Regions from separate parts of the Homo sapiens genome. Here regions 1 and 2 are each linked to region 3. A link is a contact called in ENCODE Hi-C or POLR2A ChIA-PET data. All regions are on one chromosome and are shown on one strand. Each heading gives the region's core, a stretch centred on a gene start or an enhancer-like site at or near the end of the contact. The rest is flanking DNA. Distances are from core to core; before and after follow the strand shown.

Region 1 (2,700 bases), core at 1-2,500, 110 kb after region 3:
GAGTGAGAGGAAGTTTCTTTAAAAATAAAATGTATAAAGAAGTGAGTCACGTTAGATTATCTGAGTGTTAGATAAGCTGAGGTGGTGTGGGGATATGGTAAAGCTCATGACACTGGTATGTGAAGGACTGAAGTTTGTCAAGCCCTTCACTAGACTAGCTGAGAGTCAGTAAATAATCACTCTAAGATTGGAAACTTGAAATCCTAACATTGGAAACTTGAAATCCTAGAAATGCTTCCAAAATTATGCCAGCTGATTTCATTTTCAAATGCTGCACACAGAGGGGCTCTCATCTGTAAGGAACGGAGCACCCTCTTCAACTCCTCATCATCCTTCTCTGTTAGTGGTGTGAGCACTGTCATGACATCCTCTGTTGACTGGCACTGTGGACAGACATACTCATCAATGAGCTCTGCCTCACTCTGCAAGATGCCAATGCAGCACCCATGGTACCAATTCTGACACCGATCATGGCCAATAAAAAATCTGCAAGATCCGAAATGGAAATGTGAGTTCAAAACAGATGGGATGATGTTACTTATAATAAAGCATGCACCTGAAAATTTGCTAAACCCTGGGATATAAAATAGTTTTAGTATTGTGGTTTTAATACTTTCAAGATCGACATTCCAGTACATTAATTTAGTATTTTTGATGTTAAGAACAAGCAGTAAAAAAATTTATAAGAACACTGTAATTTTGGAGAACCAATTTAAAGATAAATATGAAACATTCAATTGATTTTAAAGCTGAAAACAAGTCACAAATCTTTCAACTAGTACTGTACCATGTGGGAGTTCAAAATCCTATAAGGTAATAACAGAGTCTCAAAGCTTATACCCAAATTAGTGTTTTTCTAACCTATAATAAAGCACCATTTCAAACACTGATAAAGTCCAAACAAGTCAAGCTAGTTTAATCTCATTAATTTCTATGTTACATATTGAAGAATCAAATCTACCATTAAACCACATTTTCCCCAATGTGTCTCAAACATTCACTATGAAGCAAGATAAATTTTGAAGGGTAGGTAAAAAGGGAAAAAGAGAAAAAAAAATGAAAAGGAATTTGTAATGTAAGTGTATAACAAATGTAGAAAAAATCTGCTTTTTATTTTAAAGTAAATAAGTAACCAGTCAGAGCAATTTGGCTTCCTAAATTATTAAATGTGATGCTCTTATTAGAACTCACTGTGACTGCAGGTGTTCTGCAGATACAGTACAATTCCTCACTGCTGCCCTCTTGTGCCCATTTACAATCATTACAGATGTACACATCCATTTTCTTAGCCTCCTTTTCTGCGATGCCAACACATTCTCCATAATAGCAGTTAGTACAAAGATCACAGCCAATATAGAACCTAGAAGTATTCACAACGAAAATGACAATGTAATTGTCGTTTTGAGCTGCATGGTACTTAAATCTGTCTTCCCTGCCTTGCTTCATTTTTTTACAGGATAACTTCCTGCTATGAGTCAGCTAAACATTCCTGAATCCAACCATTCTACCCCTGGCAAACTCCAGTATCTGATGCTCTATCACATGTGCAAACAAAGTCACTCACATGGGTTTCAACAAGTACACTGCTTAGTGAAATATGGGTCTTTAAAAACATACTGGAATTTGAAAAAATAAACCACACACTGATGGTAATGTCTTCCTCTGAATGAATGTGTGCAAAACTGTAACAGGCACAAAAACCAAAGCCAAAGAATCAAAGACTTACACCTGTCAAACCTATTCCACAGAAGCCATTTCAATATCAGGGCTATTTCTTAGATAGGTTTAAAAATGTATCTCACAATTTAAATTTGAAAACAAAGCAAAGCGCAAACACCAAGTAGAAGTTACACTACAAGGACCATGCAGGTCAGCCAGGTGTAGAAGATAAACGGTCAAAATATGCTAAGAAGAAGAAAACTAAGAAAGGTACATAGAGCAATTCAATCTCTACCAGGTTTTCTGAATAAACATTGGAATTTAATCGAATTAAAAATAATTTCTCATAATGGAATATGGCATGGGCCACTTTTTCAGTTAATATAATGTTTGTGACAATGTGGGCAGTGGCCTGGCTAGTTAACGGGTAGGGAACGTGGAAGGAGCTGCTTCAGTTCAACATCGGGGACATGGTATGGGGAAGGATGCAAAGATAGTTATCCAGAATCTGTCTACACTGCTTGGCAGGGTCTACACTGCTTGGCAAGGCGGAGCTGTGTAAGTGTGTGATTGTGGAGTGCACAGTGGCCTCTGTAATAAAAGACGTAATGACAAAAGAAAAAGTAAATGTAACAAACGCTTATACAGTGTGTCTACAAGTGTTGATAGGCACAGTGTAGGAACATCATGTCAAAGTCATAGTGAGAATTACCATGAATCACAGGGAAGCAGGCTGGCTTTGCCGATACCATTGGCACTCCTAGCTCTACCAAGGCATTTCTTGGTAGATTCACCTAGAGGAATGGAAGTCGTCCTCAAGCTTCAAATTGACCTGCTTCATGAATGTGAAGGAATAATACATGGCTATGTAGTTTATCCTGTTACCACTAACTTTTTTCTTTTGTCTCGCTGTATAACCCAGGCTGCAGGGCAGGGGCAGGATCACGGCCCCCTGCAGCCTGGACCTCCCAGGCTCACATGATCCTCCCACCTCAGCCTCCCGAGTAGCTGGGACTACAGATGTGCACCACCAGGCCCGGC
Region 2 (2,700 bases), core at 185-2,684, 87 kb after region 3:
GTGATTTGAATGTATGTCAGAGATGTGGTTGTAACTGAGAAATCTTAAGCCTAGTGAATTTTATTCCACTTGACTTAAATAAAGAGCACGTGAAAGAAGGGGATCTGAGGACATCTATGAACAGGGCCCCGAGGGCATGAACTTACTAGTGTTTATATGACTAGTGTTTATCTGGGCCTGTCTAGTCTGGAGAACCTGACTCTGGTGTACCCAAGCTTTGCAGTGGCTGTAGAGGTTTGCTCTTTTGGAGGGAGAAGATAATTCATTCCTCCAACACCTGAATGAGGGTAGATTAACCCACCTCCTTCAGCTGCAATTTGGCAAATTTCTCTTCTTTGATTTAATGCTCAACGGACAAATTTCCTTTCTTCTTCTTCTTCTTCTTCTTCTTCTTCTTCTTCTTCTTCTTCTTCTTCTTCTTCTTCTTCTTCTTCCTCTTCTTCTTTTTTTCTCCTCTTCTTCTTCTTCTTCTCCTCCTTCTCCTTCTTCTCCTTCTTCTTTTCTCTTCCTTCTCCTCCTCCTTCCTCCTCCTCCTCTTCCTACTCTTCTTCCTCTTCCTCTCCTCCTCCTCTTCCTCCTCCTCTTCCTTCTTCTTCTTCTTTCTTTTTTTTTCGGTTTTGAGACAGGGTCTCCGTCACCCAGGCTGGAGTGCAGTGGCACGATCTCGGCTCACTGCAACCTCCACCTCCTAGGCTCAAGCGATCCTCCCACCTCAGCTTCCCATGTGGCTGGGACCAAGGCGTGAGCTACCATGCCCGGCTAATTTTTGTATTTTTTGTAGAGACAGGGTCTCTCCATGTTGCTCAGGCTGGTCTTGAACTCCTGAGCTCAAGAGATCCTCCTGTCTCAGGCTCCCAAAGTCCTGGGATTACAAGCACGAGCCACCATGCCCGGCCTCAACAGGCAACCTTCTGATTAATAATTAGACCTCTGTGCCGGCCGTCGTGGCTGATGCCTGTAATTCCAGCACTTTGGAAGGCCAAGGCGGGTGGATGGCTTGAGGTCGGGCGTTTGAGACCAGCCTGGCCAACACGGTGAAACCCCGTCTCTGCTAAATATACAAAAATTAGCCTGGCATGGTGGCGTATGCCTGTAATCCCAGCTACTTGGGAGGCTGAGGCACGAGAATCGCTTGAACCCGGGAGGCAGAGGTTACAGTGAGCTGTCATATATAATGAAACAGTTTTACTAAACTTAGGAAGCAGTGACTTGGTGTCTCTAGAAATTGCCTAACATACACATTCCAGGATACATTCTCTGTCATCTGGAATCTCCTCCCTTCCACAAACCCACGCTGTCTTAAGCACTATTTTCCTATTTGTTGTTGACCTAATCTAGAAAAAAGCGGCCATCACTCTTTCTCCCCCACTCAGTCCCTCAGTCCCGAAACACCCTTATTCTCCGCACTTGTCACCCCACCCTCTGCTGCCCCCACCGCAGCGCGCAAACGCACACGAGTTTAAAGTTTAGGCTGTGATGCTATCCTCGCCCGCAGATCACAGGACAGACATTCTCGGGGACAACTTTGCGAGGCCATGTGCTCGTCCCCCTTAGGAAGGAAGAGGGAGAAATCCCTGCGGCTCGGTTTTGTTCCAATGGTCTGCTCAGCGAGTGATTCCCGTTTCCCCAAAGGCTGCCCCTCATTAGCATGAACGGGGACGCGGGTGTGGAGAAGGGGTTAGAGGAGAGAAAGCAAGCAAAAGCCCAGGCTCACTTTTAGAGCCTGGGAACCCTGTCTGCAAAAATGACAGCTAGAGCTTTCTGGCTCCTCTGTTTAATCGTCGGATCATCCCCCGAAGCTCCGGTGGAGAGAAAAAGTAAGATCGGTGTAGTGCGGAGCCCTGGGAGCGGAGCGGGGATCTGGGGAGGGGGCGCCCAGGCCTCAGCCGCCGGCCGACAACCGGGCCACCTTCCGTGAGGCCGCACACGCTCCCACAGGCCCGCGCCTGGCGCAAGCCGAGAACCGCGCGTCGCCGCGCCGCGGGCCCGCGACGGAGGAAGCCCCGAGACGCGCGCGCTCACGGGCCCTACGCTTCCCCGCCGCCCGGCCGCGCGCGCGCGCCGCCGAGGGCCCCGCCGGCCCTGCCCACCCCAACCGGCCGCGCGCCGTTGTGCCGGCCCCCGGCTCGCCGCCCGCGCCGCCGCCGCGCCTCAGCTTCAGATTCGGCCTCAGTCAGCCGCGCAGGGACGCGGAGCCCGGCGCCGAGCTCTGCGCTTGCGCTTGCCGGGCGGGCATGGACGGGCGAGAGGCGTTCTGCAAGCGCGAAATCGGTGAGCCCGGCCGCCGCGCCGCCGCCCCGCGAGCCTTTCCGAGTCCCGGAGAATCCTGCACGCGAGATCCCAGGGCGCCCGACCCATGCGGGCCGTTTCGCTGTTGCTAAAAACCAACGCCCAGGGACTGGGAGAGGAACTGGGGTTCCCAAACTGTTTTTTGGAAGCAGCGATGAACGGGATAGTGCATGACGTGGACGTGCTGGGCGCGGGCATCTGGCTGGTGACCCTGCTGGTGGATCGGGACGGGCTGTACAAGATGAACCGCCTGTACCTCACTCACCCCCGACGTCTTCTTCTTCCGAGTCCACATGTTAGTCCTGGACTCCTCCAGCTGCAATAAACCGTGTCCAGAGTTTAAACCTGGTATTGAAACTGAGCTGAATGACGCTGCATATGTACTTTATACCACCGTTTGTAACGTGGGTG
Region 3 (2,700 bases), core at 186-2,685:
CCCACCTTGGCCTCCCAAAGTGCTGGGATTACAGGCATGAGCCACCACGCCCGGCCCATAGTAACATTCTTAAATTTAATATACAGAGCAAAACAATGATTCCTATCCCACTTGACCCCTACAAAATTCAAAAAGCTTCAATCTTTGACAATGTAAAGCAGGGAAAGACTGTCAAATTTAAGCAGTTCTTAGAGAAGCTCAGGGCTAAAGGAAAAAAAAACGAAAAACAAAAAAAGGAAGCAGTTCTACACAAACAGCACAACAGCCTATCTGATAAATCATCTTTCTCCAAAGAATACAAAGCCTTAAAAGCTATAATTAACTGATTAATCCTCATAACAACCTGGGCAGTAGAATTAGGGCTGAGATTATAATTTCTAATTTACCGGTGGGGATAAAGTCAGACTGTACATTCAGAATAAAAATTCAAGCCCCAAATATCCCAATTTTTAGTTCATTCAGTTAGTAAACTATAATCTGACAAATACAGATGGAGCTGCTACACCTGCTGTCACTCACACAAATTGAGATTCTGCAGTAAGCTTGTACAGATAAAAGAAAAGGCTACCTATTCAAGGTCATTTAGCTATAAAAGGTTGGGCTAGATAATCAATAGTTTCTCTCTCAGTTTCAAAGAAGTATTTTAGGGTCTGGAAGATGTTAAATGCACTCAGCAAGCAAATACATTTCGGAAAAACTTCCCAGATGGAGACTCACAACGTATTGCATCATACTGAATATGCAAATGTTTACCTTTACCAAACTTTTTTAACAAGCACCTTTTTCCATTACATCTATTAATATCAAGCAGAAACATCATTGTGAGAAATACAAGTTGGGATAAAGTTCAAATATGTGACCTCTAGGGTCCCTTCCTATGTTAATTCTATTATTCTAAATTGCACCATCGGTCCAAGGACAAACTTCTACCTAACACAAGTGGCACTTGGGAAGCAAAAATATACTTCTAGGATAGAGTTTCTCAACCTAACCACTAACTGACATCTCACGATGAGTAATCTATCACAGGGGGCTATCCTGGCAGTAGCATGTTTAGCAACATCTCTGTTTTCCACCCACTAGATGCTAGTAGTGCCCTTCTGAAAATTATGACAATCAAAAATGTCTCCAGACATGTCAAATATGGGAGCTGGGGGGTTCAACATCACACCTCCCAACAGAGAACCATATCCTAAAGATTATACACACACATATATATACTCTTTCAAAAGCAAAACGTATCCAGCTGCTTCAAATACTGTAAGTCAGAACTAACTCCACACCCACAAATGAAAACCTCATTTATTCCCAGTCAATTTCCAAGACAAGACTCCAGATACACAAGAATAACCTGGAAGCATCCACCTTGCAAAAATATTTAGCTGCAGAGAACAAAGGGGAAGGAATAGGTCATCCAGGTGGCCAACAAGTATTACAACCACACTTGCACTGAAAGCAAAAGCAAAAATCAGATGGGGAAGAAAAGTTTGCCCATAATGTGGCTTCTACTAACCTCTTCCTTCACCATTACCTCATTTCTCTACACAAAGGACGGAAAGAAACAGCAGGAAGGATGATTAGGGAAGTGTCCATGAAGTTGCCGCAATTTTAGCTGAGACTTGAAAATTAGCTAAAATGTCATTATGCAAAAGGCTAGGACAAGAGAATGGTAATGTGGCATTCTAGTGAGAGGAAATGGCATAAGAAAAGGCAACGCTGTGTGGGAAAAGGCGACATTCTGAAGGTTAAAAGAAATGAACAATTTGGGCCGGGCGCAGTGACTCATGCCTATAATCCCAGGACTTTGGGAGGCTGAGGCGGGTAGATCACCTGAGATCAGGAGACCAGCCTGGCCAACATGGCGAAACCCCATCTCTACTAAAATTACCAAAAATTAGCCGGGTGTGGAGGCGCGCACCTGTACTCCCAGCTACTTGGAAGACTGAGACAGGATAATTGCTTGAACCCAGGAGGCAGAGGTTGCAGTGAGCTGAGATCGGGCCACTGCACTCCAGCTTGGGTAACAAGAGCGAGACTCCATCTTAAAAAAAAAAAAAAATTAACAATTTGCTTAAAACACAAAGCATATTTTAATAGAGGAAATAGTAGAATGAAGGTGGAAAGGCAGTTTGAAGCCAGATCCTTAACGGACAGCCTTTAATAGCCTTAATTCAGACTTAAAGACAGTAGAGGGGCCAGGCACAGTGGCTCACGCCTGCAATCCCCGCACTTTGGGAGGCTGAGGCGGGTGGATCACCTGAGGTCAGGAGTTTGAAACCAGCCTGGCCAACGTGGTGAAAACCCGCCTCTAATAAAAATACAAAAAAATCAGCTGGGTGTGGTGGCGGGCACCTGTAATCCCAGCTGCTCGGGAAGCTGTGGTAGGAGAATCGCTGAAACCTGAGCGGCAGAGGTTGCAGTGAGCCGAGATCGCACCATTGCACTCCAGCCTGGGTGACAAAAGTGAGACTCCATCTCAAAAAAAGAAATAAATAATAAAAATAAAAATAAAAAATTTAGCCGGGCATGATGGCAGGTGCCTGTAGTCCCAGCTACTAGGGAGGCTGAGGCATGAGAATCACTTGAACCCAGGAGGCAGAGGCTGCAATGAGCTAAGATTGAGCCACTGCATTTCAGCCAGGGCGACAAAGAGAGGCTCTGTCTCAAAAACAAAAACAAACAAACAAAGACAGCAGAGGC

The links. Hi-C counts contacts between places; a loop is a spot of excess contacts on that map. ChIA-PET counts read pairs that join two places held with the same protein, here RNA polymerase II (POLR2A). Pooled maps may share reads with other maps.
Region 1: a loop to region 3 is called in a pooled map, with 2.2 times the contacts of the local background. The contact joins two enhancer-like sites. A Hi-C loop is called at or near these places in 1 of 50 pooled maps. POLR2A ChIA-PET finds 5 or more read pairs at or near these places in 3 of 52 experiments (MCF 10A, Panc1 and activated T-cell).
Region 2: a pooled map shows a loop between it and region 3 (2.1-fold over the local background). The contact joins two enhancer-like sites. A Hi-C loop is called at or near these places in 1 of 50 pooled maps. POLR2A ChIA-PET finds 5 or more read pairs at or near these places in 6 of 52 experiments (HEK293, HEK293T, MCF 10A and 3 more).

Annotation. Positions count from the first base shown.
Region 1 is chr17:46,285,606-46,288,305 of GRCh38, forward strand. It overlaps a transcript of LRRC37A not described here and a transcript of ARL17B not described here. Among named protein-coding and RNA genes, the nearest start is that of LRRC37A, 8.2 kb to the right of the region's middle. RefSeq lists an enhancer at 2,559-2,700. Within about 2 kb of position 1,251, at least 4 of the 41 ENCODE cell types and tissues checked have a DNase peak (open chromatin) inside an H3K27ac peak, as active enhancers do.
Region 2 is chr17:46,264,882-46,267,581 of GRCh38, forward strand. It overlaps a transcript of LRRC37A not described here and the pseudogene LOC100132570. Among named protein-coding and RNA genes, the nearest start is that of LRRC37A, 29 kb to the right of the region's middle. Within about 2 kb of position 1,435, at least 33 of the 41 ENCODE cell types and tissues checked have a DNase peak (open chromatin) inside an H3K27ac peak, as active enhancers do.
Region 3 is chr17:46,178,021-46,180,720 of GRCh38, forward strand. The region is part of intron 1 of KANSL1 (KAT8 regulatory NSL complex subunit 1); the gene reads right to left. Among named protein-coding and RNA genes, the nearest start is that of KANSL1, 14 kb to the right of the region's middle. Within about 2 kb of position 1,436, at least 3 of the 41 ENCODE cell types and tissues checked have a DNase peak (open chromatin) inside an H3K27ac peak, as active enhancers do.